Regions from separate parts of the Mus musculus genome. Here region 1 is linked to region 2. Evidence: chromatin loops called from intact Hi-C (ENCODE). Cell type or tissue: left cerebral cortex. All regions are shown on one strand. Links, peaks and the distances in the headings refer to the core of each region. The heading gives the core; the rest is flanking DNA.

The links. A loop is a pair of places that touch in the nucleus more often than their neighbours do. Peaks named below come from ENCODE experiments on the same cell type or tissue, not always from the same donor. Only the 100,000 strongest peaks of a DNase experiment are listed, where the experiment ranks them.
Region 1: it touches region 2 in a loop (1.9-fold over the local background); 5 of 42 quality-filtered maps call a loop at or near these places.

The regions. Positions count from the first base shown.
Region 1 is chr15:97,495,215-97,511,416 of GRCm38, forward strand. No RefSeq gene overlaps it. Among named protein-coding and RNA genes, the nearest start is that of Gm41393, 96 kb to the left of the region's middle. In left cerebral cortex, for the core only: a CTCF peak has its summit at 3,383 (motif pointing left); DNase peaks (open chromatin) are centred at 6,581, 7,009, 8,684 and 10,725.
Region 2 is chr15:97,306,145-97,322,346 of GRCm38, forward strand. The region is part of intron 3 of Pced1b (PC-esterase domain containing 1B); the gene reads left to right. Among named protein-coding and RNA genes, the nearest start is that of Gm33325, 43 kb to the right of the region's middle. In left cerebral cortex, for the core only: no CTCF peak of the experiment used is centred there; DNase peaks (open chromatin) are centred at 8,946, 9,378, 12,466 and 12,658; H3K4me3 peaks cover 653 bases; H3K27ac peaks cover 329 bases.

The sequences.
Region 1 (16,202 bases), core at 3,078-11,077, 190 kb after region 2:
TGGAAACTGAAATATCAAAGACAGGGTAGAAACCCTCAATTGAGATTAAATGTTTACTATAACAGTAGAATAACTTGGCACAGATGTTTATGGATTTCAGGCCTAAAATCTCTAGGATTCTGGCTTGGGATCACAGGCAGCTCCCTGGTCTTGTCTGTGGCCCTGATTGATCAGTACTGGGTGAATGATCAATAAGCTATCCCTGTCTGACTGAGATTGGTGTACGTGTAGTCTGTGGGCAACTCCTGGACCCCAAAATGGGGAACTCTGACTTTGATAGCAGGGTTCTCCAGCATTCATTTAAGTTTTAAAGACCCTTGACTAATACACTGCTTTTACGAAGAAACTAAGTGGAAATAAAGGAAATTACTAGAGTACAATGACCACAGATAAAGTCCGTTCTGTTTACAACATAAGCAATGTAAGCTTAGGAAGCCATGAAGCTGTCTCTGAGGAAACAGTTGAATTGGGCTCAAGTGGCTGTCCCTCAGCCAGAGCTAAAAAGCCTAAGACCGATGGGAAGAAGCCGCTGAGGAAGAGCCTACCATAACTTTTAAAAGGAGTTTGAAATGTCACATTGGAAAAGCACCAAGCAAGAGTTCTGACCCTTACATGTTTATTTCTTCTCCCTTTAAGAGGGATCTGGGTTTCTGCCTTTCTTTCATAATGACCCTGTTGTCTTCATATTGTCTATGTTTCAGGAGTAGTCATGGCCTCTGTCTTGGTTAATGCTCTGTTGTAGTAAAGAGAACCACAGCAATGCTTACAAAGGAAAGCATTTAATGGGGGCTGACTTACAGTTCAGAGGCTTCCTCCATTGTCATCAGGGAGAGAAGCATGGTATCATGCAGGCAGACATGATGCTGGAGAGTTCTACATCTGGGTCCACAAGCAGCAGGAAGAGAGAGTGACATTGGGCCTGGCTTGAGCTTCTGAAACCACAAAGCCCGCCCCCAGTGACCACTTCCTCCATCAAGGCCACACCCACTCCAGCAAGACCACACCTACTCCACAAGGCCACACCCACTCCAGCAAGACCAAACCTCCTAATCCCTGTCAAGTAGCCCCCTCTCCCTAACGACCAAGTACCCAACTATGGGAGCCTTTGGGAGCCATTTCTTGTCAAACCAGCCTCCCACCTCTCTGAGCATTTCTAACATGTGAGAAGCTCACTGAGGCATTGGGTTACCGCTTCTGGTGCTTCTCCTGGCAAGTTTGCATGAAGGATGTGCCTGTCTGGCTTCTTAATTCAATATATAATTCCATGGCATTCAAAATTCAAATATAATCCCATGGCCCAAAACAAAACAAAACAAACAAAACAAACAAACAAAAAACCAGTTTACACAGATACCATTGAGGCCTTTTTGCTTTTATTGATTTTAGCGTATTTTCTGTTATTCTGCCTTTTTTTCAATTTGGCCATTTGTTTGATCAGGCTAACTTTACTAATAACTTAATGAATGTAATTTTAAACAGAATGCGGGTGCTTCTACAGTTTCTGTACAGTCTCACTGTGCTGGATTTAAAACAAACAAACAAAAAAAAAGGATTTGGAGAGTATTGTAGGATCAATAAACCCAAGTCATATCTTGATCATTTTGTGTTTATCGTCAATAAACCCAAGTCATATCTTGATCATTTTGTGTTTATCGTCAATAAACCCAAGTCATATCTTGATCATTTTGTGTTTATCGTCAATAAACCCAAGTCATATCTTGATCATTTTGTGTTTATCGTCAGTGGACATCAAGTCTGAAGTGTTAGTCCTAAGACAGGGGTCTAACAAACCTTCTGAGTATCCTTGCTTCTGCTTAGCTGCTAGAGTTTGAGAATGCCATCCCTTATTAGAGGCTGGTATGAGTTATACTTCCATTTTACTGCCTTTTAATTTAAGGTTTAAATCTTAATTTAATAATAATATAAAAAAACCCAACTTCATTAGCTGTTTCTAACCCCGAAATCCCCAGTTAAACCCGCCCCCCCATTATCTCAAGCCTGCTCCACTCCCATCAGACTTAAACCAACACAATTCAACTTGAAGTTTTAATTCCACAAGTTCAGAACTATAACTGATAAGCCATTTGTTGAATCTTCAAAAAGAAAATGATATTGAAGACTGGAACATAGAAAGTGATATTCAAATCATTAAAAAGAAATAAGCTTTTGAATAGTATTAAAATTTAGCAGATAGATAAATCAGTCATTAGGACACGGGCTGTCTTCTTTTACTTCCTATTGCTGGGATGAAGACCATGACCAAAAGCAACCTGGGGAGGAAAGGGTTATTTGACTTATCTATCTCAAGTCACAGTCCATAGAGGAAAGCCAGTGAGGGAACTCAAGGCAGGAACCCAAGGCAGGAACTGAATCAGAGACCACGGAGGAATGCTACTGACTGCCTGGCTCACATCCCGTTAACCTTTCTTATACCCTCCAGGATCTCCTGCTCAGGGCTGATTCCATCCACAATGGTCTGAGCTGCCACAGCAATCATCAACCAAGAAAATGCCCCACAGACTTGCCTATGCCAATTTGATTTAACGACATTTTTCTCAATTGAGATTCCCTTTTCCTAGACAATCCTAGCTGTGTCAAGTACTCAGAAGGCTAAGGCACACATGGATGCACAATAAGCTGATCTGAGCCAGTTCCACCCATCCTGACAATATTTCCACTCAGTTCAAGACCATAACCCATGGAAGGGTGCCACCCATAGCCGAGGTCTTCCCACTCAGTTAATCCCATCTAGATAGTCCTTCATATTCCTGGACAGAGGCTTGTTTCCTGGGTTTCTTAGATGCTACGCTGATGACCCATCTTGTCTATCACGATGCCCTTCCAAATAGACATCCATCCTGCCCCTGAAACCTACAAATGGTGCCTTCCATGGGCTTTACAGATGCAATTAAATTAATTGGGATGGAGAGATTAGCCCGGATTTTCCCAGATAACCCCAATGTCATCATCACAAGGTCTTTAAAGTGGGACATGGAAGGGCCAGAATTAGAGCAGACGATGTGATAATGGCGGCAGAATTGGAGTGACTCGAGCCAAGGTTGCAGGAGGGACTACATTCTTCCTGCCGAGCTTCACAGGAGCCATTCCCACAGACATCGTGACTTCTGCTCAGCAAAACCGATCGAGGACTTGTAACTTCCCCAATGGTAAGACAGTGTTTGTGATATTTAACACTATCGTGTGTGTGTGTGTGTGTGAGTGTGTGTGTGTGTGTGGCACACCAGGAGCCAGAGGTAAAGCTCTGTCTCCTGACAGCATCTCTAGCTTTGCACAAGAGACTCAGAAGTGGGCAGGCGCTCCCTGGTGGGATAGGTCATTTCATGGCTGTTGTTCCTAGAAGAAATGCAATGCCCCCTGCTGGCTCTACCCTGAGATGCCCTGTCACAACTAAAATATTAAAGTACAAGCAAGGTATGGTGGGGTTACCCGTCACACCCCCAAAAGGACTTCAGAGCAGCACACTTCCACCTTCTCTGACTCCATCTCCCCCTACCCCACCCCCACTTGTGTCAGGAGGCCACAGCACTCCTGGGAACTGTTGAACTTTTTCTTCCCCAGGCTTCTGGAGAACTCCAAGTTCAAAGGCAATGTGGATGTAGGCCCATGCTCCAGAACACTGTAGCAGATTTCTTTAAACTCAATAGAAAACGCCTTTTAAAAGGCAGTACTTAGGCCCAGTGTGGAGAGGCATACCTGTGGCCACAGCCTCAGAGTCCGGAAGGAGAAAGATCAAGAGGCCCAGGCCAGCCTGGGGTTCACAAGGTTCATGTCACAGACAACAACAACACAAACAAAGACAGAACAACAAAACAAGCAAAACCAAAATCAAAGAACAAAAATGAAAATGTGAGAAATCCCTTTGTGGGTTGTATTTGCTTTCTTACATATCCAGTTTTATAGGTACTGGTCAACGGGAGAAAAACTTTCAGTACAAAGATTCTTGCAAATGTCTGACGGAAGAGATGGGCCTCATAACAAAAGAAAACATGCAGATGTTAAAAGACAAACTTGGGTGCTTGAAAATTCTAATGAGCTTACATAAGCGCCAGGTGACTCATAGGTCGGGCAGCACACGACTCCAGGTAGATCTGTGCTCCAGCTCGGGTAAGAGAGAAGAGTTTTATTAGATATTCTTAGAAGCAAGGAAAAGAAAGTATGCTTGCCAAAGTGGAAAGTCCCCAGGGCAGCTGTTTCCCAACCTGTGGGTCATGACCCCTTGGCAAACCTCTATCTCCAAAATATTTACATTATGATTCATAACTATAGTTATGAAGTAGCAGCTAAAATAACATATGGTTGGAATTACCACCTCATGAGGAGAAGTATTAAAGGGCCACAGTGTTAGGAAGGCTGAGAACCCCTGGTCTGCAATGACGTGGGCTTTGTTCTGCCTCTAGTGCAGTCTAAGGGTCTGAGCCTCCTCAGCCCATGGTCACCCGATCAATTTATTAGTAACACCAGGGAGAGAGGAAGGGAGAGAGGGAGAGAGGGAGAGAGGGAGAGAGGGAGAGAGGGAGAGAGGGAGAGAGGGAGAGAGGGAGAGAGAGAGAGAGAGAGAGAGAGAGAGAGAGAGAGAGAGAGAGAGAGAGAATGAAGAATGAAAGAAGGGGGAGAGGAAAGAGAGAGCGAGGAGGGATGGGGGATGGAGCAAGGGAAGGAAACCTTTAGACAGAAGCAATCTTAACTGTTAACTTCTCCATTCCTTAGTCTGAAGATTCTACACATGGGCTGTGGCAAGGGAGAGCATCTAAGGTCTTTAGAACCTGGTCCTTGAGGGAGAGAGGGATGCAGGGCTGTACCCTTACAAGGCTGGGAATCTCTTGGCAGGCAACTACAGATCTACTCAGCCAAGCAGCGAGCCAATAACTGGCCTCCTCCTGCCCCATCCTGCCACACTGTCACGCTGGGGCTCCCTGCAGACTCCTGACAACATTGCCTTCAAGGGGCTGAGGCCAGAGAAGGGTTAATTGGGGTGGGTGCCCTGAGGTCTGGCAACAATTTTTGTCACTTGCTAAAGGAGGATAACTGTGGGTCCCAGGCATCTTCCTGTGATTCAGCCCTTTACTGCCTTATCCTGGGACTGATAGAGTCAACCTAGTGGAAGAACCAGGCCTCTCAAAGGGCTATCCTTCCAACACTCGCCCTGCTTAGCAAGAGCCTTCAACAGGCCTCTGAAATACTTAGACACTAGCTGGGGTAGAATGCAAACAGGTCCTAGCCGTACCATGCGTAGAAGGCCCAGCTTAAGACAACTTCTCTTTGAGACTCAGTAGTCTTATCTGTTACACAGGTCAAACGCTGCTCTCCTCATGATGTCTGTGACAGAATCACACTGAAGGTGCGCATGGAGTCATTCCATGGGTCCTAATTTTAGCAGACAAAGGCACATAAGTATGTGGTTTAATAACATACTTAAAGTAATACAGTCAACACCAGTAATATGGAAATCATTACTTACATGGTCACTGAAGGAAAGGAAGCAGGAGACCCATTTTAGGGACTGGTCCACTCATCTACTACCATGGGTAATTTTTTTTTTAAATTTTGGTTTTTTGAGACAGGGTTTCTCTGTGTAGCCCTGACTATCCTGGAACTCATTCTGTAGACTAGGCTGGCCTCGAACTTAGAAATCCACCTGCCTCTGCCTCCTGAGTGCTGGGATTAAAGGTGTGTGCCAACACTGCCTGGCTCCACCATGGGTAAAACCTGTTCTGTTCAACCGTTTTTGAGTTTCTAAGGGCCTGAAGATTAAGAACAGCCTCACACGAGAGGTGCCTGTGTACACAGGTGTGTGTATGTGTGTGTGGTATGTATGGTGTGTGTGTGAGTGTACTGTGTTTATGATTTGTATGTGTGATTTGTGTGTGTGTATAGGCTATTTACAGTGGGTGTGGTGTATATATGTATGTATGTGTGTGTATGGTATATATGGTATGTATGTGTAGGGTGTTTGCAATTTGTGGTGTGTGTGTTATATGTGTGTGTATTGTGTAAGTGTAGAACATGCACGTTTTGTGTGTAGTGTATATGGTGTGTATGTGTGTAAGTATAGGGTATTTTCAGTGTGTGTATGTTGTGTGTGTAGAGTGTTAACAGTATATGTGTGTGGTATGTATGTGTATATGTGTGGTGTATGTGGTATGTATGTGTGTAAGTGTAGGGGCTTTACAATTTGTGTGTGGTGTGTATATGAGTGAGTATAGGTATTTATAGTGTGTGGTGTTTGTGTGTGTGTATGTGCGTTGCTTCCTGAAGAAAAGACAGCTACGTTGCCCACACATCAGGAGTCAGCTTGTTGTGGTTTCTGTCGACATGCCAATCAGTTATGCTGGCAGAATTTATAATTTCTTTTACCGTCGCGTTTCACGGTCTTTTCCCTAAGGAAATGTGAAAAGACAGTCAAAGAAGAAGAGGAGAAAGAGCCAACAGGTGGGTGGGGACAGAGCGCAACTCAGGGTGAAGCAAAGAGATGGGAAGGGGAACAAAGAGAAGGAAGTGGCCAACAGGTGGAAGCCAGCCAAATTAGACTCGAGATGCAGACTTACAGGGAGGCTGTGTGCCTGTACATTAGCCATCCTGTTTCTGTTCCCATCTAGTCTCAGGCAGCGATGTATGTCTCGCCCTGCCTTTTATTTACATTTTTATTATATTTATTCACATTATATCATGTATGATTGCTCAGCCTGCGTATATGTATGCACAGACATTCTGGGTGCCTGTGGAGGTCAGAAGAGGGCATTGCATTTCCTGGAGCTGGGTTGCAGACAGTTGTGAGCCATGAGCCGAGCTGGGAGTCGGGCGCAGGTCCTCTGCAAGAGCATCGGGTACTCTTAACCACGGACTTGTCTTTCCAACCTCTATCTTTTATTTTGTTTATGGCTTAATGCTGAATTATCAGGCGCCAAGTGCCCACCCCCTGAAGCGCTGCATCTGTTGTAGGTTGGAGATAAATGAATTGACTGCCAAAACATCTGAGTGGGCGATACATGTTTGTCCTTCATGTGAGTCACCAGGGACTCCTTCCATCATTCTGTCTTGGTTGGAAACCAAGTATTCACCAGAGATAGGTGCCAATGCTTAACAACAAAGAGGGTTTAATCTGAACATATTCCTTGCCTACACACAGACTCAATTGCTTCCACGGTGCAGAAGTCTGGTCTGACTGCTTCTGTCAAACAAACCAGCAGACAGAGGCCACGAGGTTATGGCCCATGTCATGCTTCCCTACGTGATCAGGTCAACAGTATCCACCTACAGCCAAGCTGAGCAGTAGGCTAGGCAAGCCAGGCCGATGGCACTGCATGCTGGTAGTCTACAAGGACTAGCTTGCCTAAAGACACATCACAGAATGGTCTTTGTCCCTCTGTCCACAAGGGTATTTGTGAAGACTATATGTGGACCTGGGGACAGGGGATGTGGGGGAAAATGCATGGTAGGTCTTCCCATCTAGATACTGCCTGACATGGGCTCAGACAGACCAGCAGCAGCCCCAGACCCTGCTGTAAGGCACAGAGGTCAGGAAGCCTAGCGGGACAACTCCTAGATGTGGCATAGCTAGAAGCCACGTTCAGCTATCCCAGAGTAGATGTCTCTCCTGTCTTACTCAATGATCTATCACTGTGAAGAGATACCATGACCATGGCAACTCTTATAAAAGAAAACATTTAACTGAGGTTTGCTTACATTCAGAATCAGTCCATTACTGTCATGGTGGGGAAACATGGCAGCACACAGGCAGACATGCTGCTGGAGAGGGAGCTGAGAGTTCTACATCTGATCTTCTGGCAGTGGGAAGTGTGGGGAGCCTTTTGGGGTGCCATTTGGCAGGAATCTGACATTGGCCAATGACAAGGAAATGGGCTTCTGGCAGGAATCTGACATTAGAGCATGACAAAGAAGTAAGTCCAGGCAGGGACCTGACATTGGCCAAGGACAAGGAAGCAAGAATCTGGTTTTAGGGTAGAACAAAGAGGCTCTGATATATTGATCATCCTTAGAAACAGTTATCACCGGAGTGATCGTGTGGCTTTGTGTTTATTGTCTTGCTTGTTCTTTGATTATTGTCTTGCTTGATTCATTGTACTACTGGCCCTTAATACTTGCATGTAATTAAAATGGTATAAAATGCAGATTGGGAAAATTAAATTTGCCTTCAGTCTCAGAATTGACTGGGGTCATGCTACAATTTGTTTAACTATCTTTTTTTTTTTTCTTTTTAATCCTCACTCCCTCGCTGGAGAACCTGTTGACTGACTGAGTGGGCTTGGTCAGGGAAGAGCAAGTGAGCCACAAGACCTGGCTTGAGCATCTGAAAACCCAAAGCTCAACCCTGGTGACACACTTCATCCAACAAGGCCACACCTCCTAATCCCTCTCAAGTAGTGCTACTCCCCAATGTCCAAGAATTCAAACATACAAGCCTCTGGGAGCCATTGCTACTCAAATTACTACACCTCCTGTCCTATTTATCATATTCACACACACACACACACACACACACACACACACACACACGCACACACGCACACGCGCGCGCGCGACTTAGAGATCCACCTGGCAGGTGTGAGGATAGAGGGAGAGGATCAAGGGCGACTTTCCTGTTTTTGGTTTAGACGCCAGGTTGCTGCTATTTTCAGGGATGACTGAAGAGAAGCAGGATTCTCTTTTCAGAGTGGGCTGGGGATAATCAGATGTTTTGTTTTAGCCTCTGTGGGCTGGGGCAGGGCTAAATTTCTCAGCATGGTTGAAACTGAATCCCACATATAGACTACTCTCTGCCTGATTGAGAACTCTTTCTGGAACACTGATGTCGCTGATTCTGGAGACAGAGAAAGTCATTGAAATAATGTATACTTCATATTACATCATAAACATGGAAGGTCATATCTGTGTCTTCCCACAGTGTCAGAATTTGTTAACAATAAATGCACAAGGCACCATGTTCACCTCTTTGTAGGGGTCTGGTGAATTAGTTATACTTTTTTCTTGTGCTGGTGTATTTGAAAAGTCCTTAGGTGTCATCTAGTTTTCCTCATGTTGTTTCTTCTTCCTTCCTTCCTTCCTTTCAATTTATTTATTGAGGCAAGGTCTCACTCACTATGTGACCCTGGCTAGTTCAGAGCTCACTATGTAGACCAGACTGACCTTGAACTTGATCCACCTGCCCCTGCCTTCCAAGTGCTGGGGTTAAAGATACATGCCACCCACCTTTCTTCCTCTTTTTGTCATGTCTACATACCACATTTCCTTTTTCCATTCAGTGATTGACACTGATGCTGATTCTGCCCACATTTGTGGGGAGCTGAGGAAGCCCTGGGGGAATGTGTAAAGAGTAGATGAAGGCTTGAGTAAGTGTGTTGTGTTCAACATTGGCCCAGTGATGTCAAGGACCCGGTGCCTCAGAACATCATGGTGGTGGCCAGTAGAAAGCCACTTTCTTCATGACAGACAAGGATAGGGAATTAGTGATACATAGGTAAGTAGGTAGGTAGATCAATAAGTAGGTAGACAGAGGTAGATGATAGACAGATGAGAGAGAGAGAGAAGACAAATGGACAGATTGGTGATAGATAAATGATAAATTATAGATATATAGATAGATAGATAGATTAGATAGATAGACACCTAGATGATAGACAGATGGATATATAGATAGATGATAGACAGACAGATAGGCAAACAGATGAGACTAGAGAACAAGATAGCAAAAACTTACCTGCAATGACCCTACTTCCTCCAACTAGGTCCCACCTCCCAAAGTTTCCACCTTCCTAAAATGGCTCCACCACGGGGAAACAACCCAACACTTTATGAACTCATGGAGGGCACTTCATGTAGAAACCACAGCATGCCTTTACAGGTATACACTATGATAAAGCAAGGCCATGTGAAACTGTTGCTTTAAACTTATAATGAGCTTCTAGAATGTAACACTGCTTTGAATGCACTGTCAACAGTATCTCCTTTTTTGTGCTACATTTTATCTATGAGGTAACTTTTATAAAGTAATTTTGCCTAAGAAGGTATAAATTGACAGAAGAAGTTAATTGTGGCTTTGGGGGCTCTGCCCCATTCACCAAATGTATATCTGTGGCATTTGGGGCTCAGACCCAACCACTAAATGTATATATGTCTGACTGTGTATATGTATGTACATACATACATCTGTAGGTATATGTGTATGTATGAAACTGTGCATGGAGACTTGTGGAATTGTTTGGCCTGGCCAAAATATGTGTGTCTGTGTCTATGTGTGTGCTTGTATCCTCTCTTTTTCTCAAAAACAGTTAACAGACTCCAAGCCTCTCACCTGGCCAGCAAGAGGCCCTGAGCCCTAGCAATTAAGCCTCTTTTTCTTAATCCCCTACTGCTAACAACAGGAGTTAATTACCAGAAGCCCACAGCTTTTGGCCTTAGAAAGGCAGAGTTAAAGAACGAGAAAATTTACCAAAAGTAAGCTAGTTAGCCCCCACAATTGAACCTTTGCTCCTGCCATTGCCGACACCACTCATCGCTGCCTGCCTCAGTCTACCTGAAATGCTGGACTAGTCACTGGCAATGAGCTACATTTGTCTGCTTCTTTGTCAATATGAACATTTAAATGAACACGTGCAGAGACACGTGCTGCTCATAAGACTGGCGGTAAGCAGCTGTTTGGACCATCCCGGGACTGCGTGGGCTTTAACACTGGCCCTGCCAATCAAGGCGTGGGAGGCCATGTGATTCACTCTGTCTTTTTGTCTGTGCCTGTGGAGCCTCAGGTATGCTAAGCACACATTCTGCCCGTGCACCTCGTGTGTCCATCACTATGCTATGAATCAGGCCCAGAAGCTGTTTTTCTTCGGTGACTGGGTTTGTCTAGTAGAGGAATGCCATGGAATATTTAAGTTACAAAATGCTACATAAATATAAAGAATTCCTGTGGACTACATTTCATTTACTGTTGGTCTTTTTTTTTTTTTTTTTTTCATCATCACTCCTGCCCATTAAAGCCTTGGTGATTCTAAAGTTACACATACGATTGTTTTATCATTTAGAGAAAAATTATAATAATAGCTACTTGCACACCCTACAGAGGCTTTTTTTTTTTTTTTCTTTTCTTCAAGACAGGGTTTCTCTGTAGCCCTGGCTGTCCTGGAACTCACTTTATAGGCCAGGCTGGCCTCAAATTCAGAAATCTGCCTGCCTCTGCCTCCCAAGCGCTGGGATTAAAGGCGTGCACCACCATGCCCTGCTGAGACTCTTTAGCGTATTTTCTATACTACTATCTCATTGGAGCTTTGTAAGTAAGATAGGACACTGTGATTGGAATTGAGATGTCTCCCCCCCCCCCCCCGCCGCCACCCCGCGCCCCCCTCCCCCCCGCGCCCCCTCCCCCACTCCTGTGTTGGGCTGCTTGGTCCCCAGCTGGTGGCACTGTTTTGGAAGGTTGGGGAACCTTTAAGAAGTGGAGCCTTGCGGAAGGAAATGGGCCCCAGCGGAAGGCTTTAAGGTTTTTTGTTGTTGTTGTTGTTGTTGTTGTTGTTGTTGTTTTGTTTTGTTTTGTTTTTGAGACAGGGTTTCTCTGTATAGTCCTGGCTGTTCTGGAACTCACCCGACTGGCCTCAAACTCAGAAATCTGCCTGCCTCTGCCTCCCAAGAGGCCTTAAGGTTTTAAATCTGGGCTGGCTCCGTTTTCTATCTGTGCTCTGCTCCCATTCAATATAACCAATTACATTTGTCACATCACAGTCGTCTCCATCCCTTCCCTGATATGATGGATCGTGCCCCCTTAAATGCTAAGCCAAAATGAATTCTCTTCTCACATTCAGTCCTTCTAGTTAAGTATTTCATCGCCGCAGTTTGCCCCCCACTCCCACTTTTTTTTTTAATTAGTGGGACTGAAACACAGACGTCATGGGATGCACCCAAGATCACACAGCTTCGTCAAGGCTTTGGGGAGAGAGGCTGCAGGGCTTCTGTTCCTGAGGTCGGCTTTTATGCTACCAGACAGCTGCTCAGGTTTCAGCTCTGCATTGGTCCGTCTCCTACAACCCCAAATGTGGCACAAACATCCCACCCAGCACACTTTCAACTTCAGAGAAAATCCTATCCAAGAAAATGCTTGTACTACAAAGGTTTAGAAACACAGCCCCGTCTCTTCCATGAGCGCCGAAGCCACCAGGCCGAGCACGAATTTAGCGCTATATTAAAACCAAGCCTCGCGTTTCAGAAGCCAACTGGGAAAAAAAGTCAACTAAAATTCTGCATGGAGGTAATAAAAATATCTTTTATTATCCTCTACAGACAGATTGTAGATGCGCTCCAATGTTAATTTACTGTCAATTTATTCATTTTTATATAATGTCCTCCAGTCAAGGTAGATTTAATTCCATTTTTGTCTTGTGTACTTCCTTTCAAGGCTTCGTAATTTCTTTTCTATTTTTACCCATTCCACTTTTGCTTCCTGTCAATTTTTATATCAAAATCTGCTTCAGTTCCCTTTGGCAAGGTGCAGTAATAAAAATATTCCTCATGCTTGAACGTTTAAATTTGCCATTGCACTTTAAAATGGTTCTCTGTCTGTGCCAACGGCGTAACTCTTCATCCAACGGGCACGGCTCCCAGACTCGCAGACGGCAGAAACCTGATTTCTATAAGGGTTCTTCATCACTGTCTAAAATGATCTTCTTTCTCCCACTAACTGACCCTGCGCTAAGCCCCTACTGTGCGCTAGACAGTGCGACAGGAATACAACTCAGGAGATGATGTTGGAATGGTAACCAGCCAGCATCTGGTACATGGGAGCGGCACATGTGTTCTTGGGGGCGGGAGGTGGGGGGCACCCCTGCTGTCATGTGCGCAGTGGGAAGAAGCAGGATAGACACTAGTCATCTGAAGCCACCCGCTGCTTCTCTAAGCTAGGAGACTGTCATACACACACAAACATAGTCTGTCACACACTGGGGCCCTTCTGTAGTTGCAAAGGACACAGAGCCATTGGACCTAGAAGCCTGAGCCAGCAGTGGACAGTGCCGGATGCATCCTTTACTTATAAAGAAGTTTGTGCCGTTTTTATTTTGTTTTTGTTTTAAGATAAGCAACTGGGTTAATCCCTGTGAGTACTGCTCAGAACGGTGCCTGGCACACACCAAGTGTTCTGTCTTTACCGTTATCGTGGTCCCTGGTTTTGTACTTTCACGAAGCAGAAGCGTGGGTCCCGTGGCTAGGCCACCATTGTTGCAGTGTTCCTGGGAATGCTTGCAGTGGCTTCAGGCACCATGGGTGGGATGAAGCTGCAGAGTGTAGGTGGCACCTAACAAAACAGTACCATCTTTTAGCTGTATCCTGTACCATAGTCTACCTCAAGGGCAGGATTTCCCACACTGGGAAAAGCACAAAACAAGGTAATTTTGTCACATAACAACTTCATGAGAACTTCGTGAGATCAGGATGACTTTCAAACAACCAGTTGACGTGAACATAGATCTGTTCAACTACAGGTGTCTGCTTTTCCCATGTCTGTCCATACTTCCGGATGACAGATAGATAGATACATATATACTGTATGTTGTATATTTAGTCATGGTGAGGGGGGTATTGAGAGAGAAGGGAGAGATAAGAAAGAGAAGAAAGAAAAAGATGTATTGAGTATTAGAGAGGCTTCCTTCTTCCATGTCCCTTATATAGGATGCACCAGAAGATGTGGCTCAGATCAAAGTAGGGTCTTCCCACTTCAATTGATCTGGATCAAGGGTGGGTCCTCTTCCTTCAGTGATTTAGTTAAGAGAAATACCTCACAAGTGTACCCAGCTGCTTGGGTTTTACCTAATTCCAAATGTAGTCACGTTAACCAAGAATAGCCATCACTGTGTATTATGATATGCGATATATAAATACAAGAGGTAATCAACTTTATTTACATATTTCAATATATACTATATGTAAATTAAACATGTTTAAATATATTGTACAATTATATATTTACATTTTAAGCATAATATCATAATATAGTTATAGAGAGAGGCATGTGTCTCTTGAAGATGCATGTCACCTTGAAGCATGGTGGAAGATAGGGGAAGCAGACATTGGACTCCAGGAATTGACTTGGAATCCACTGTCATTACATCACACCTGTCTATAGTGCAAGGTTGAAGGCTGTGCAGGGAGTTGTATGGTCTCTTTTACCCCAGGTATATCTAAAAAAGAAAAAATACCAATTTTTTTATTTACCAATCTTATTATTTGCTACTTTGTCACTTTCTCACAATGTGGATGCTCCTGACAACATTTATAAAAATGGAACGTATTCACTAATTCATCCTACAAAGGACTTTTAGCAGCCATGAGTGGCCAGGCTCTGTCTCTGGCACTTGGGTATAAAGTGATAAGCCAAACAGGTTAAAGGTAAAACCAACACATTAGATGCCCACACTCTGCTGCTGTGTGTGAGAGGGCAGCAGTGAGTAGACTGGCTCCAGCTCTGATGGATGCCGCTGTTGAAAACAGATATGGGATTACTTCACATCCGGTTTAACACCTGGTAGTGCCTTGTACCTGGGATGCAACCTACATCCTTATGGGTCATGCATGATGCTGCCTATGTCCTATGGATCATACATGATGCTGATCTGTCTTCACTCCAACTTCAGCTCCTAACATCCATCTCCCCCTTTAGTCATCAGCAACCTCCTTTCCATCCCTCAATACATGCATCCTCTCTGAAGGATATTCTCCTTGTCGCTCTCCTCCCATGGCTTTTTGAATGACCCCTTCAGCCTCATTTTTCCCACTAAAGCATCACCCTATAAAGAGTTTTCACAGAAATTCTACAGCCCATCATCCATTCTCTTCCCCTTTATTTTTCTGTCCTTTCTCTTTGCAACACTGACCCTTATCTAAAAGAATCTGAGTTGCTTGTGTATTCTTTATTGCCTCTTTCTCTTGGCATGCAGATTGTGCGGGCTACAGGGACAGGATCTCTATCCTGCTCCCAGTGCCTAGAACTCCACTGAATGCCAAATCCTACTTGGCCATGTGTAAGGGATGGAAATGACATGCCCCCCCCCCCCCCCCAGCAGAACAGGGCATGGATCTCCATGAATGTTGATGGTTGTTATGGGCATAAGGCTTTTTTTATATAATAGTGTGGATATTTTCACATTCCACCTTTGAGAAATATCCTTTCTGCTAAGGCTAATGAACTCTGTGATATCAGAGACAGCATGAGTCCAGGAGGCAAGGATGTGTCTATGTGTCAGCAAAATAATAGAATGCTGTGACCTTTCAGGGCAGCCAGCTTTTAAGGCTGTGGGAAAGAACCCTGAAAACATGAGTTTGAAAATACATGATTTCTTAACTATGCAAAATATAAAGATGCAATATGAACTGTATAAGGAACTTCACAGATCAAAAGGAACGGAGGCAGCTGTACTATGAGCCAGCCTGTCAGAAAGAAACAAAGGCAGATATAAATGTAGGCAGATTTCTGAGTTCAAGGTCAGTCTGGAAACAGAAATTTAGGTCCGGGCCCAGGCATGGTAGGAATGGTGATTTCAGGTCAGGGTCCCACTCAGCTATCTTATTGTCTGTGTTTATCCTTGCAGTTGCTTTCAAAGAATCACGGGGCTGGGGCATGGGATGTTGATTCATGAGATAACACACAGGGAACCTATTCAGAGAATGTTTGGAGATAGGGCTACTCTGATGATATTCAGTATGTGCTTACTGGAGTTCACTTACATCTTTTCCTGAACTAAAACAACCTTCCTTGGACCGGTCTTTTGTTTCATTTTTGTATAAAAGTACACTGAAACTCCAGAAAAGCTGTCTGCAGCACAAGACTGTAGTCTGCCCCATTCTTTCAGGTCTGCAGATCCCGGTCACCAGTCACAGTTCTGCATGGGTCAGCCAGAGTCAGCTGGTAGAGCTGGCACGTGCTGGCTAGCCCTGACACACAGAAAGGCAACAGGAACCTACTCCTTACCGACCACTTGCAGCCTTCCGGTCCCCCCTAAAAGCAGACAGAAGAGATGCAAAGGGACAAGTGTAGACATGACAAATGGAGCAGAACCTAGAGGAAGACACTTCTGTGATGCCTCCAGGGTAAAAACTGATGTCGCCTTAGCTCTCTCAGCAATGGCTGGCTGGTGCGACCGATTTCATACCTGCATTCCTTCCTTCAGTTCTCCAGTGGGTATTTG
Region 2 (16,202 bases), core at 4,850-12,849:
GGGTGGCATACCCCTGTAAAAGTACCGTGAAAAACAAATTATTTTAGGGGCAGAGGGGATGTCTCACATGAGAAGGGCACTTGCTGCTCTTGCAAAGGACCTAGGTTCAGGTGCCAGCACCCACACAGCAGTGCACAGCTGTCTGTGACTCCAATTCTCGGGGCTCCGATGTCTTCCCATGGATACTACACACATGTGGTGCACAGACATACACGCAGGCCAAACACTCATACACATAAAACACACACACACACTGAAAAAAGAGGTCATGTATTTGAGAGGGAGTAGACTTCATGGGAAGAGTTGAAGGAGAAAAGGGGGTATAGAAAAGATGTATATACAGTAGCTATGTCTTAAATTCTCAAAACAAACAAACAAACAAAGACGCAAGACATGCCTGGCTATCCAGGACTCCTGCAAATAGGTAGTACAACCTCTCTTCCCTTTTTGTGAACAACTCTCTCTCATTTGCATGTGAATTTCTGAACAAGTTGCTTGAGCTAGGGTCTTGATTTATTAAAGTAGGTGCACATAAACATAATTATGGGAGAAATAGCCCCCATAAAAACACTGTATTAATCTTTATTCATGTGTGTTTCTACATTTAACAGTCTAGAGCTCTAGTCTTATTCAAACAGAAAATGAAGCCCTAATATCATTTTAATAGGAATTGTTCTCTGAAATAAATAAGTATGCCAAGGCTGTGGGAGAATAAAATGACTTGGGGAGAGACTTATAATTCAGGGCTTGAATGCCGTCTTTATTTTGTCAGGATGGCAATTCCTCAGCCCCAGCACAGGCTCTGGGAAGTCACCAAGCTCCATTCCATAGAGAAGAAGGGTCTGTCATTGTGTTGGGTATAACGTGAGGCTGTGGGGTGGGAGGCCCTGCCTCTTACCTTCCCCAGCTGCTCTGGGTTAGAGGGAGACAGCCCACATCTCCAGGATCACTGGAGTGAGGAAACCATGGGCTTCTGAGGTTGGGGAGTCATCCTGTCTTAAACACTGATGAGCATCGGCCTCACTGCTGAGGGACCGATGCCGCTGCACCGCCGCCCTGCACCGCCGCCATGTTCTCCACTCGCTGGCTTGTCCTGTTTTATTTCGCCAGCTCCCACTGATTGGAGTTGGCGATTACAGTTGCTTGCCATTACAAATAATGTGGTTGTTGGTGGGTTTGGTGTCTCTATCCACAGATCTGGGTGAACTTCCATTACTCTGTCCACATAGTAAGGTTCATACAAGAAGTCTGGTTCTTCCAGGGATACACACAATTGTGATTTTTATAGGCAGTGATAAATTGGTCTCCATGTCTACCAGGTGAGTGTTAAGAGTCCATCCTTCATACCTTCACCAACACGAATTACCAGTGATCCACATCTTCTCCTCCAACCATGAGCCTCCTCTCCTCCTCCCCTTCCTTCCCCTTCTTTCCCCTCCTCCTCTTCGTCCTCCCTTCCCTTCTCCTCTTCCTCCTCCTCTCTCTCCCCCTCCCCCTCATTCTCCCTCCTCCCTTCACCCTCCCCCTAGCCCCCCTTTCTCCCACCACTCCTCCTCCTCCTCCCCCTCCTTCTTCTTTCATCTTCTTCCTCTTCCTCATTCTTCTTGCCAAGCTGATAGAAACCTCATGTTTTCCTATCCACTTTCTTTCTACTAAAAGCATCTCTCATCTATTTGCTATTTTTACTTAGTACATGGAGCCGCTGATCAATACCTCTTGTCCCTTTTTTTTCTATTGATTTGTTCACTTTTAAGTGATTTGAATGAGATCTTTGTAAATTAAGAAAAAAAGCGAGGTGTCCATCTGTCAAAGGTTTGTGATGGTTGAAATCAATTATTCACATCCTTTCGTCTCAACAGATGGAATTCTTAAGACCTTTTGTACAAAGACTTTCAGCCCAATTCTATTTAAAAACGAGATGCGGGAGATAATAAGAGCCAAGCAGTCCCCTCCTCTGGAAGGCAAGTGAATAGAAAGAAGGCAACATGTTGTACCCAAGCAGAATATGAGTGAGCACGCTTGGGAAAACAACCAAATGTCCGTGCCTTTATCATCTGTGTGGACATGCATGTCAGAGCTTGGAAAGGCCGACTCTTTTATGTAACCCTTTAATGTCTTTCAAGTGTTCTGAATCCGAAATGATGCCACTGACAGGAGATGCGCTTAGAGCATCTGACATCATTGTGAATGAAACAACAGTGATGGGGTCTTTAAGTGTGAAAGATACAGGCGTATGCAGGGGAGTCAGGACCAGCAAGAGAAGCATGCTACAGAGAGGCCATTGTACTTAGGGCTGCTGGAGGACTCTGGGGCTGCTGGGTTACACTTAGGGCCACTAGGTTCTGGATGTGTCTCTGACGTTTTCTTAACAAGTAATCTTGGGTGACTCCTTCGGATTCTTTGTACCTTAACTTTTCATCAATAGAATGAAACTATGACAGCCTTCTACCCATTAGATGGATTGCTTTGCTCATCATAAGAACTGAAATAAGGCAATGTGCAAACTGTGGAACTCTCCCACTTGCTGTAAGAGCTGAAAGCTAAGATGTCTACGGATTTCGCTCAGTGGTGGCTTGATGGGTCTGTGTTCTCCAGCTTGTGGAAAGAGTTTAGCAATCGCAACAAAATGGGATGTGAAACTTTCCATGAGACCTGTACAATAATAGCTTTGATTTTACTTTATATCTTGAATATTTAAATAGTTAATAACCTATTTTGATAAAGTATGGACATTTGTCTTTTTTGATCGTGTTCAGTGTGTATATGTACTTTCAAATAAAATAATGCACAAAATTGGAATCATCCAGAGACCCAAAGCAATCCCTGACAAAATGATTTGTGCTACGGGAAATAAAATATGAAAGTGTTATAAGCCGGACAGTGGTGGCGCATGCCTTTAATCCCAGCACTTGGGAGGCAGAGGCAGGCGGATCTCTGAGTTCAAGGCCAGAATGGTCTACAAAGTGAGTTCCAGGACAGCCAGGGCTACACAGAGAAACCCTGTATCGAAAAGAAGAAAAAAGAGAAGAAGGAGAAGAGGAGAAAAGAAGAAGGAGGAGGAGGAGGAAAAGGAAGAGGAGGAGGAAGTGTTAGATTGCTGAGTGGGTAGAGAGCTTGCTGTAACAACAGGGTACCCGAATTCAAATACCCAGCACCCACATAAAAGCCAGGCATGTCTGCAGCATGTATCATTGTGGAATGGTGCAGAGACAGAGAGATCCCTGGAGCTCACTGGCCAACCAGTGTAACTCACATGGGGAGCTTCAGGGTCAGTGAGAGATCCTGTCTCCAAAGCTAAGGTGGAGCGAAATGGAGGGCTGTCTGGTCTGCAAATGCATGTGTTCCTGTTCACACACTCACACACACACACACAAACATGTGCATTCAACACACACACACTCACACACACAAACATGTGCATTCAACACACACACACAAACATGTGCATTCAACACACACTCACACACATACTCACTCACACACTCACACACACACACACAAACATGTGCATTCAACACACACACTCACACACACAGAAACATGTGCATTCAACACACTCACACACACACATACATACACTCATGCACATACACTCACATATGCATTCAATACACCACACACTCACACACACTCACACACACACACTCACGCACATTCACTCACATGTGCATTCAGTATACCACACACTCACAGACGCTCACATACACACTCACACACACACTCACACACACACACACTCACATGTACATGTGCATTCAACACACATACATACACTCATGCACATACACTCACATGTGCATTCAATACACCACACACACACATACACTCACATGTGCATACACTCACAGACACTCACACACCCAGAAAACATGCTTAAACAATTAAGTAAGATCCAGACAATACCTTTCCTTACATTGGTGCTTGTGATGTGTTTCTTTCCCCAGCAGGAGGAATAGTTTTGAGGCTTACAGTCTATAGGGGCTGTGAACCCCCAAACCCAGTCAGTCTCCAGAGGTGTTTACATCGAAGTGCTTCAGATGTTTGACCTTGACTCTGAGGAGGGCATTATGATTTCAGTGTAGATGGTCCCCTTTGATGGAATTGCTGCTGGACTATTTCAGTGATTTAAGAAAGTGCCCTCGTTCTGGAGTTTGACATCATGTAGGAGCGGAAGACTCTAAAATATGCCTGCTAAGAGAGCAGGAGACAGATAGCCGTCAGTTTAGTACCTGCTGCATGGACAGAATGTCAAACAAAAAGACACTCGGGGCTGTGGGAGCCCGGTGAGCTGTCTCCTTGGCGGATGTTGCTCTAGGGCATCTCCTTTCCTTCGGATCCTGTCTGCTTCTCTTGGCCACACTGTGAGCCTCCTTCTCGCCCGGTACCCATGGGCTTTTTCCCTTTGGAGACTGAGTAGAATCTGCACCTTTGTAGATGGGGGAGTCTGACTTTGGTCCTGCCTTGTGCTGACAGCTCTCAGAAGCCTGGCTCCCATTTGTAGATGGATTATTACTTTCTCGGAGAACTTAGTGTTCTGAGATTTTAAGATCACCGTAGGCAGCATCAGGAACTGACTTTTGAGAGGAGAATCTGAACTCTGTGTTGACTCCTTGGGCGCAGCGCTTTGAGTGTATTTGATGAGATCAAAAACTGTAGCTTGGAAAAATAAGAGAAGGGAAGGGAAGGGAAGGGAAGGGAAGGGAAGGGAAGGGAAGGGAAGGGAAGGGAAGGGAAGGGAAAGGAAGGGAAGGGACAAGACAAGACACATTCAACTTGTGACTATTTTCTGCAGAACAATCTCCCCAAATTTAAAGGCCACCTTATGCATGCCAATGCATACTAAAAAGGGGTTTTTGCTATTGGCTGCTCCAGGTTGTTAATAATGGATTGATGTTTTCTGAAGCACAACATTGCTTCACCTCTACCACTCATCAACACCACAGATCCAGTATGTTTTGGCACTGCTAAATATAATGCAACAAAGTGCAGATGCTGAAAAAAAAAGTTGCAAACACATTTTAAAGAAGTTTATAGTTTTAAATCTGTGCAGTTTTGGAAGCTGAGGATTCTTGACCTATTTTTTTTTTTAAAGTCTCTTATGCCCCTGGCACCCGAGGCTGCCACGCAATGTATATCAAAGTGTCAAGGACAGAAAAATACGTTGTCACTGTCACCCTTATTTTCTGCATTAATGTCTGTACCTAAGCCCTCTGTCTCGATTCAGCCCGTGACAGGAGATGGCACACCACATCCTCGCTAACCCACATAGAGAAAGCCACCACGGCTCAAATACTTAGCTTTGCTTTATGGCTGAGGTTTCATGATCTCAGAAGAAAGTAAAGGACAGAATAGATTTCTCTCTAGCCATGCTGGGTGTGTTGAAACAGAAAAAGGAAATCTATAAAATGCAGAAACAGGACAACCCAGCAAGGGAATGAAGCCTCTCTCTCTTTTTTAGGGTTGTTGTTTGGTTTGCCCCTAAATATCCTGAACAAAACCAACACAGAACATGAGATAAGTATTTCCCGAAGTGGCCACAAGCCGAGGTCAGTTTCTAAGATGTCCTCGGGACTTTCAGGTGACAGAACACATGCCTCTCAGAGGTTTCACACTTAAGATACCAAATTCATAAAAGTACATAAAAAAAGCTGGACTATATCAGTGTGGCTGGTCGGTCACTGAGTCCCAGTTTTGCTCCTTTGCAGCTGCAGAGCCTAGATCTGTGATTCTCAACCTTCCTAATGCTGCAACTCTTTAATATAGTTGTTCTTGTTGTTACTTCCTAACTGTAATTTTGCTACTGTTAGGAATTGTAATGTAAATAGCTGGTATGCAGATGGTTTTAGGCAACCCCTGTGAAAAGGTCGTATGACTCCCCCAAGAAATCACAACCCACAGGTTGAGAAACACCGGCCTAGAGGCTGTTGCTTAATTTCCCCCTCAATGAGAGTCCATTGGAGATATAGAAAATAAGACAGTAAAAGAGGAAGCTTCTGTTCTTATCGTCCTACGACTTCTAAGAACTTGTAGGCCGAGCATGGTGACGTTATACCGTTGGTCCCAGCTATCAGAAGTCAGAAGTGGTCATATCTTGGTGAATTCAGGGCCAATCTTGACAACACTGAGTTCTAGGATGGCCAGGACTATGTAGTGAGATCCTGTGTCTCAAAGAAAGAGTATAATAATAATCGGAAACATATATTCAACATTGCAGAACCTGGAGAGGTGATGCAAATATTAACAGAATTGAAGATATGTATGTGTGTGTGAGAGAGAGTATAGACATATAAATATCTACTTAATAACCCCTTGGAATAATTCTAGAACCTATAGATAGAAAATTAATGAGGAAGCTACAAGCTGCTGGTACCAGCCTGTGATCCCAGATGCACAGGAGACTGAGGAGGGGGAGCCCACGTTCACTGCTTACTTGGACTACGGAGTCACTGCTGGGGGCCTTCCTGGGTATATTAGTGTGGCATCATCTTGCCATCTTGCCATGTGCTAGCAAGGACAGAATCACTGAGCCATCTCTCCAGCCCCTTGTTACGCTTTTGAAAAATACAGTACCTAAAGCGTAGACAGCAAAGCAACAGTAAACAGTTAGAACTGTATCAAGCTATTATCTTTTGTACATCAAAGGAAACAACAAGACGAGAAAGCAGCCTAAGGCAGGAGGCCATCACGGCAATCTGCATGATGATAAAAGGGCTAGAGTGCATGAAACTCATGTGACTCAACAGCCTTCTACGTAGGAGCCATGTTGGGGTCCCAAGACCACTGCCACATTCAGTGATTCCCCCAAAGGACTCACCGAATGCAGATAATCTGAAACACATGGTTATGACTTATATCAGTGATGGGCATCAGATTCAAATCAGCAAGGCAAAAGTGCGCAGGGCAGAGTGTAGGAGAGTCCAGGCACGCGGCTGCAGCTGTCCACCAGGGAGGGATAGTCACATACGCAAGTGCTAATCCCCCAGGAGTAAATGTGAGAACATATACAAGGTACTGTCACCAACTATGGCGCTTTGATGTTGAGAGAGACGATTCTGAGGGTCTGTTGGGAAGAAATGCTATAACCAACTGGCTGGCCGAACTGCTCTCTCTTTAGGTCTCTTTAGAACCAAATCCTGTAGCTTGCCTCTGGATGTTGGCAATTAAGTAGTTTCCACCACGAATCCTGGTTAGCTACTTTAATCATCTGTGTCCTGGGGTGTCAGTACATTCAGATGTCGTCACCAGGGATCCACGTAAGTGCCAGGACTTTCTCGAGAATGTGCAAGGTTTAAGCACCAGGTCTGCTTTACAGCACAAGCAAGCATAGTGCTTGGGTATCCTCAAGAGCTTTGGAGACATCTGAGCCCAAGAACTAAATTCTCCATTTGATTCCCTGGTTCATGGGTAACTCCTCAGAGGCCATGAGCCTTTCCGGTTACTCCGCTCTGAGCAGAGCCGGGCATTCTTGAGAGTCAGCTTCCAGTTGCTTCACAGGCAAGGTGGGCCTTCCTGCTGTGTACACTCAAGGTTGAAATGGCAAGGATCCGGGTGGCACTAGTCCCATTTAGGAGGACGGTGAACTCATGACTTAAATATGCCCCCGATGAGCTACCATGTGGTTGCTGGGATTTGAACTCAGGACCTTCAGAAGAGCAGTCAGTGCTCTTAACCACTAAGCCATCTCGCCAGTCCTTGTTTCTTTTAAAAAAGCAAGGACACCCTTCCCAGAAGCCTCCCCTAGGAGCTTTTCCTCCAGTCCTGATGGCCTGAACTGTTCTTGTCAAGATGTTCTTGACAAGGGCTGGGCAGTGGCGGTGCACGCCTTTAATCCCAGCACTTGGGAGGCAGAGGCAGGCTGATTTCTGAGTTCGAGGCCAACCTGGCCTACAGAGTGAGTTCCAGGACAGCCAGGGCTACACAGAGAAACCCTGTCTCGAAAAACAAAAACAAACAAACAAACAAAAACAAAAAACAAAAAAAAAAAAAGATGTTCATTAGGAAGAAACATTGACCATTGGGCAGTACAATCACGGATCAACACTGGACATGGCCGTGGGGTGGGGTTCCTAAATGTCTGTGGTTTCTTAGAAACCTTGAAATAGATACTAAAAACAATGTGCACTCCTTCAAAGAGACCAAGCGGGAGCCAGGATGCCAACTGCTGTGCATCCATGGGAATTCTCCACCATGCTGGGAAACTTCCAGTCTTCAGGGGTGCCCTGGGCTGTTAATGCCTGGGCTCTCTGGAGTAACTGACTCCCAGGACACAGAAACAAAGGCCTGAAGAGCAGGGTTTGATGCTCACAGAAGTTCCACTCCTCCACATTTTGCCTAGGTGTTCTTCACAACCAAAAGCACTATTCTGGGTCAGAGACGCATCTTTCTCTCCACCAACAGGTCCACCCTGGGTGACGCATGTCCATTCCTTGGTCTAGATTTTGATGCTCTTAAGCAGTCCCTCTCATCTCAGACAGTCCTCTGCAGAGGAATTGGAGCTGTTCTCAGTCCCCCTTAAGTCTACCCCGCATCCCATGGGAGTCCCACCTTCTCCTCCCCACCCTCTACCCCTGCCCGGGTCCATTTCTTCCTCCACTGTGACACTCTGTGGAGCTGACTGCCCAGACTTCTCCCCAGTCAATTCATCAGGATACTCCATTAATCTCAAAAAATCCCTTTGGCTTCTCTGAGTCTTTTCGATCTGCAGAAATGAGTCTACCGCACTCTGGGAGAAACAGCTTTATAGCTATTGTCTCTCAGCTGAGGCGTCCCTCCAGGCTCTCCGGGCTTTGTCTTTTGTGTCTGTCTTCCATCTCTAACCTGCAGCATGCATTTTCAGTACTTCACTCCCGTCCTCCAATCCGTCCCCGTGTTTAAATGCAGAGGGAGCCTTGGCACCTACACCCCTTCCACCCCCATAGGAGCAGCCTTCTCTTTTCCTCTTTTTTTTTTCTTTCTCTTCTTTGTCAAAAATCCATCAAGAACAAATGCTCTTTGCTATTGTCGTTGCTATCTGCCTTCCCTGTTAAGTGACTTGGTTTAACTTCCTTTCTGGATTGGCTTACATAATAACACATGGCCTATTTGTGGGTACAAATAGGCTTTGAATTTTTTTTTCAAGGAGATGCTTTAAAAGCCGATTCTGGAGCCCGTTGATGTGGAAACCCCCTCAAGAGGACACAGTATGGGATCAGTATCCTAGTAACTCGCAGTGGGCGCTGAGTTACTCCGTAACGCATGAACTTGTAGCTTAACAGTTTCTGCTTTTTCTCTGATTATAAGAATAATACTCATCGTAGAGGATTTAGGAGGAATGAGACATGTGCCCTATATGTACGGGCTCGCAGCCATCGGAGCAGGTGTGGGGGAGTGTGTTGAAGGCAAACATTGTCATGAATAGACTGAGTCACACTCTGTACTTGCAGGCATTGTCCGGACGGAAGCAAAGGGCGGTACAGATTGGTTGTCCACGTGCCTGTGGCTTTTTATCAGCCAACACTTCTCATTGACATCTAAAACATCTAAGATATTTCTTAAGGAAAGATGAGTCAGGTTCGCTCAGCAGATGCTCAGTATTAGTCACAAGAAAATAACAAACAAATTTGCACTAAAGGATTTTTCAAAAACCAAAGCTGTAAAACAGAAGACTAAGAAATTGTCCTAATGGGGGAACCTAAAGCGTCACAAAATTGTACTCAATTGAAGACCCTAGACTAAACCAGAGGACGATTCACAAAGTATGAAATATGAATGGCATCTTCCAATTGGTTAGAAGTGTTGTGTTAATGTTACTTTCTCCCCCCCCCCCGAACCCCACCCCTCGCAACCTAAAGACTGAGAAATTCAAGTTAAGTGAATTACACACTTCATGCAAAATGTTCCCAATTGGTTTAAATTCAAAATGAGTCAAGTTCCATTCATATGAAATCTGGTAACTTTGTTGAAGTCTTTGAAGTATACAGAGAAGGTGCGAGCTGTTGGAATACAGCCAAAAGAAAAGGAGAGGGTCTCTGTGCAGAAACAGGAGCCGGAGGGGTTGGGGGGCGTAGCTCTCCAGAGCTAAACCTCCAATTCTCGGAATGCCTTTAGGGAAAGATTTTCCCAACTCCATTTAAACATCCAACTTTATTCTCACCTCTGAATTACAAAATACTGAATATTGATTTCACCAGACAAAGGGAAAGATCTATTCCTCATCTCTTTTTCCTCCATCTCCTTCTTCGAGTTGAGCCTTCCATTCAAGCACACCAGGAGTAAACACGCAGTGCTGCGGGTTGGAGCAGGGCCTTGTTTACTGTGTTCCTTCTAAATGTGCTTCCATGTGTGGCTCTAGTAGAGTGGGAGAGGCAGCAGCTTTAGCTCATGAGCTCAACGCAGGACCTCACTGTTGGGAGACAGCTCTCTAGGCTTCCTCACATTGCTGCAGACATTGTAACCAAAGTGTTGATGGTACCTTGTTCTAAACCATCTAACAAGGACTTACAAGTCTTCTTACAGTATCTGTGCTTCTGCCAGCCACCCTGTTAGCTTGACATCAAGGTAGAACTTAGGTCCTGGGCAGATACTGGCAGCCCTTTTCAAACCATGACTGTCGGTTTCTGGTCCAGGCTTTAAGACCTGTGGCCTTTCCCCTAAGCGCACTATGTGATGCTTACAAGCATCACAGAAAACTAGCTTGAAATAGGTTTAGGGAATTGGGGGTTTCTTTTGTTGAGTTTTAAACTACTTTTCAAAAGGTCAGAGTCTCCTTTAATGGGAACAAGACCAACCTGAGCCTCAGCCACCCCAGAGAAGTGTTTTCAGAAACCTGTTGGCTGGCATCGTATTTCTGATTTATGGGTTTGGTATTTCAGTGCTCTTAGAGATTGGGTCCCCAGGCAAACGCCTCCTAGCCTGCTTTATAATCGGATTCTGCTGTCTGTGCCATTAAATGTATGTATGTGCGTGTCTGTCTGTCTGTCCTGTTCCCAAGCAAGTGATACCAGCAACTCTGGGGTCACCACTCCCTCCATTCCCTCAATACCTTCCTGCTTCCTCTCTGCACAGTAAGACTGCTGTGACCAGCAGGTTTCTACAAGCCTGAAAAATTACATTCATTACATTCTTTCCTGTTTCTGATCTAGAAATAACTTTGAAAATCGTAAGTGCTTTTTTGTTTGTTTGTCTGTCTCATTTGCCTTGTGTTGGAAGGAACCCATGTAACAAGGAGAGGTTGAGGAGACGTGAATGGTGGCCCCAGGTGACACACGAGGATGGCACAGTAAGACCTGAATAGGTGAATGATTTTGACCCACTGGCTCTTGGGAACAGGTGTGCTGCCAGGCTGTGACAGTTCGGAAAGATGAGATGGGGACCTGTCAGTAGTCTTATCTTTTCTGTCAGAGATTAATTGAGTAGGAATAGGATCTTGGCTCACTCTTTTAAATGTCGGCCTGCAGCCAAAGCCCAGCGCTCTGTGTGATGGGAGGAACTACTTAGCCCAGGCTCTCTGCTCCGTGAGTCCCGCCACCGTAAGATGGGCCGTTATTTTAGGATCGATGAAGAGAGAAAAGATGCTGTCTACTCAGTGATGGACAAGCATATGTTGCAAGGCACTTCCCAGATCCAGAGATATGAAAACCTGGCTCTGTGTTTTAGAATTGATGACAGATGATGTCTTCGTTACTGAAATTTCTGCTGCTGTGATAAAACACTGTGACCAAGGCGACTTCCGCACAAAATAGTTTATTTAGGCTTATGGTTGCAAAGAGTCCGAGATGAAGGGGACAGAAGCAGCAGCTGAGAGCTCACTGGGTTCGGCAGGAGTCTTTAAATCCTCAAAGCCCGTCCCCAGTGACAAGTTTCCTCCAGGAAAGACACTCCCCCTAAACCTCCCCAAGCTGTGACCCTAATCGGGAACAAGTGTCCAAATGCATAAGACTATGCAGACATTTCTCATTCAACCACCACAATATGTTAACTGGGGGGTGGCAACTTTTTATTTTTTATTTTTATTTTTTATTTTTTTGCCATTCCATTCACTAGCTTTATGATCTTAGTTATCTTTTGAGTCTGTGACTGTGGGTAAACGATGACAGTTGCTACCAGCTGTTGAACACAGAATGGGTGCCTGGCACATTTGCCTTCATTACCTCAGGTCTTGTCAGGCAGGCTGTAAGAAGTAGGTATAAATCCCTTTTTACACAGCGGAGCAGAGCTCCTGAGATTTGAACCCTGCTAGATCTCCCCCCCGAAAGCTACTTTAGGAATCGCTCGATTTGAAGGAGTTGCCCCGAGTTGAGCGTGGTTTGGAGATCGGTACTAAATCTAAATATTTGTGGATTGTTTTAGGAAAACAAGTTCTCACCCATCACGCAGCTGTCACACAGCAGTAATTGCGAGACTCTGCTCATCTCTGGCATAAAGAAAGGGAACAGTGAGGGGGTGGCCGCTCTCTCTCCACAGAGCTCATTGCAGCGGCGTTGCTGCTGCTGCGAGGTGCAGAGTCATCCATCCCTCTGCTGGCCTTTACCTTTCTGAGGGAAGAAGTACTTTGCTTTTTCTTTGAAGTCTTCGCCATAGCTAAGAACGGGATTTTAACTGATGGCAAAATATAAAGCCCCAAGGTAATGTTTTATCACTGTTTATTCCTGTGCCCAAAGAAAGAGCCTTGACACAGGAGGCTGCTGCTGGGTTGCCATGGCACTAGTCCGTCAAACTGGAATGGAAGGTTTAGAACGTAACCCTTTCTCTCCCCGCACCGTGTTGACGAGATGGGAAGGTTTTCATTTGCTTGATATTGCTGGGTAAGGTAAATGTCTTTTTGATGAGAGGGTCCAACTTTGCGCCAGGCGCTGTGGGTGACAGTCTCCAACCATACTGCCCCAGTCTCCTGGTTCTCTGAACACAGGCACGCACAGTTGCTTGTGCCTTAGCACCATTTAGCACCTATCCGTATTCCATTCTGTGGAGACTCCATCTTCTCCAGGAAGCCTTCCACAACCTTTCCCACACAACGCTGGCCGTGTGTGTGTTGAACAGAGCACCCCGTGTTCACTTCTGTCTTGTCAAATGTCTCTGTGATGAGAGCTCTCTTTAGGCGTTCTTGTGAAGCAGAGAAAGGGGCGGCCTGCATGGGTTTTCTGTTCTGCTGCGTTTCCGATGAAGCATCATGCTATCTATGTTAGACAAGACCTGGCGTCTGTAGCATCAGCTTCCTCTGCGTAAAGTGATGTCATCTGCCGCACAGCAGTTATGGATTAAAGGTAGCACACACACTGAAATGCAACCCGGTGTGTACTCAGCACGCGCTACAGAAAACTTACGTCCTTTTAACACCGAAGCTCCCTGACAACAAGGACCTTGTCTTTTAATTTTGGATACTGCGATCCTGACACTGGGCATAAGAGGACTTTCCATGAATCCCTAACACACAATGGTTGAGAAATGGTTCTCTATAGGCCAATGAATTCTCCCATAGGTAATGCGTATCCTTCACACATACACAGAGAAAAGATTTTCTTGTTTTTCAAACCAATTCATATCCTTTGATTAAAATTTTATAAACTATAAAAAGGGAAACCATTTGTGATACTGTTAGAGTGTAGTCCCTCACCCATGCCTTTGTTTATTTAGGTATATGTTTATATCTTGTCAAGATATTCTAAATTTTCTCTTCAAATCTTTTATTTTTAAAGGTTTGTTTACTTTTATGAATGTGAGTATACTGTCTTCAGACACACCAGAAGAGGGCATTGGATCCCATTACAGATGGTTGTGAGCCACCATGTGGTTACTGGGATTTGAACTCAGGACTTCTGGAAGAGCTACCACGTCCACCCATCTCCACAACTATTTTCAACTCTGAAGTGGGACTATAGAGCGTCTATCATCTGGTGATGGGCTTATTTTGTGTAGCGCAATGCCCTCACACATACACTGTGTTTCTGTATCGTTTTCAGTGCCTAGATCTTGAACGGCTTTGATTGAGCCTATGCTGAGAGCTTCTGGGTTTTGTTTTGAGACTGGCTGGGATGAAGTTGTTTTCTTGGCTTCCTTCTTACCGAGTTGAACATTGTTGATTTGTGTATGTGTATGTGTGCCCTGGTTTTATATTCTGCTACCTGGCTAAGCATGCTTACCAGATCAGAGAGTGCTCTGGTAAAATGTCAGGGCCTTTAAGTATAATATCATGCCATCTTTATAAATAGGGATGGTTTGACTCTCCCATTGCTGTCTGCATCTCTGTTATGTCTTTGTCTTGTTTTATCTCCCTGGTCAGGAGTTCAAGCACGAGATTGAAGAAGAATGGTGAGAATAAATAAACACTCATCTCATTCCTGATTTTAAGGGGAAAGCTATTAGCATCCCCCCACTTAGTGTCATGCTGGTGACGTGCATGCAGTTTTGTTGTACGTGGTTTCCGTTATTTTGGGGTATGCCTCCCACAATCTTAGTTTCTCTATAATGTGTGTGGTATTTTTGCCCAAAGATTTTACCACATCTGTTAAAATTATCATGTGATTGATTGATTGATTGATTGATTGATTTTGGTCTTCGGTTTTATTGTGTGTATGGTTAGAGGTGTGCCGATTTCCTTGCGTTCAGCCATAGTTATACTTTTAGTATGAAATCGGGTTAATTGATTTCTACTTTCAAGTATTTCAGTGAGATCTGTACGTCTTTGCTTATCAAGGATATTGATCTGCTGAGTTCCGTTCACAGTGGAGTTGGCCGTGGCAATTTGTTAGATGCACTCACAGGCAAGTAGCGAAGTCAGACAGGCAAAACCAACACTGCATCTCCATTGGACCTCTTCTTGTTGGGACCGTTGCTGGAAGGCACTACTCAATTTGTGGGAGGGTCTGTCTTACTCAGTTAATCCTTCCTGGAAATGTCCTCAGAGGCCTGCTTCTAAGGTGTTTCTCAAGGTTCATTTCAGATCCAGTCAAGTTGACAGCCAAGACTGACCAGCCTAGCTTGCCTTTCTAAACCTCGTGGTACACAATTATGTCATTTATTTGAAATCTTTGAGTTTTTAACATAGGCACTCACCGTTATAAACTCTTTTTTTTTTTATTTTTCAAGACAGGGCTTCTCTGTGTAGCCCTGGCTGTCCTGGAAATCACTCTGTAGACCAGGCTGGACTCAAACTCAGAAATCCGCCTGTCTCTGCCTCCCAAGTGCTGGGATTAAAGGCATGCGCCACCACGCCCGGCCGTTATAAACTCTTAAATTATCTTTGCTGTGTCCCACAGATCTTGATATGTGCTATTTCCTTGTTTATTTGATTTTAGGAATTTTCAGATCTCTCCTCTGACTTTCTTAGTGACCCACTGGCCACTCAGAAATATACTGATGAGGGCTGGAGACATGGCTCAGAGGTTAAGAGCACTGACTGCTCTTCCGAAGGTCCTGAGTTCAAATCCCAGCAACCACATGGTGGCTCACAGCCATCCATAAGGAGATCTGATGCCCTCTTCTGGTGTGTCTGAAGACATCTACAGTGTACTTACATATAGTAAATAAATTAATAAATAATTCTTTTTAAAAAAAAATATATATATACTGATGAATCTCTCCATCTTTTTGCATGTTTTCTGTAGTTTTTTTTTTCCTTGCTTTTGAGTGTTAGTTTCATTCTATAATGATCTGATAAGATACAATTTAGAAGGGCACTGGGTGTACCTCAGTTGGTAGACTGGTTGCCTGGCAGACAGCAAATCCTGGGTTTATCCCCAGCCCTGCAGAAAACCAGGTGTTGTAGAATAGGTGGGAAATCCCACCAGAGAGGAGGCAGGAGGATCAGTGTCCTCAGCTGTGTAGCATCAAAGCGAGTCTAAGACATGTGAGAAGGCCCGTATTGTGGCCTAAAATGTATTGAAGGCGGTTTCGTGGCCAACCGAGAAGAGCAGGACTGTCACAGTCCTCTGCTGCTGTTTGTTAAGTCCTTTTGACTTATGGTAGAGTTTCCCTCTGAAGTGTCGTTGTTAATTTTGTGTGCCTGTGTATAGATCACCTGTCTGTTAATTCCTATGGGGTGTTCAAGTCTCCCATTGCTAATGTCTCTGGACGTCTCTGCCCCTGATCTCTGTCAGGTTTGTGAAATTGGACCCTAACTATTCTTCCAGTGTTAATGCGCATGTTTTGACGATTGCGACCCCGGCCTTGGTACCCCTGCCTTGGTGGACTGCTTTCTGTGTTTGAATGCAGAGGCTTTCCTTTGC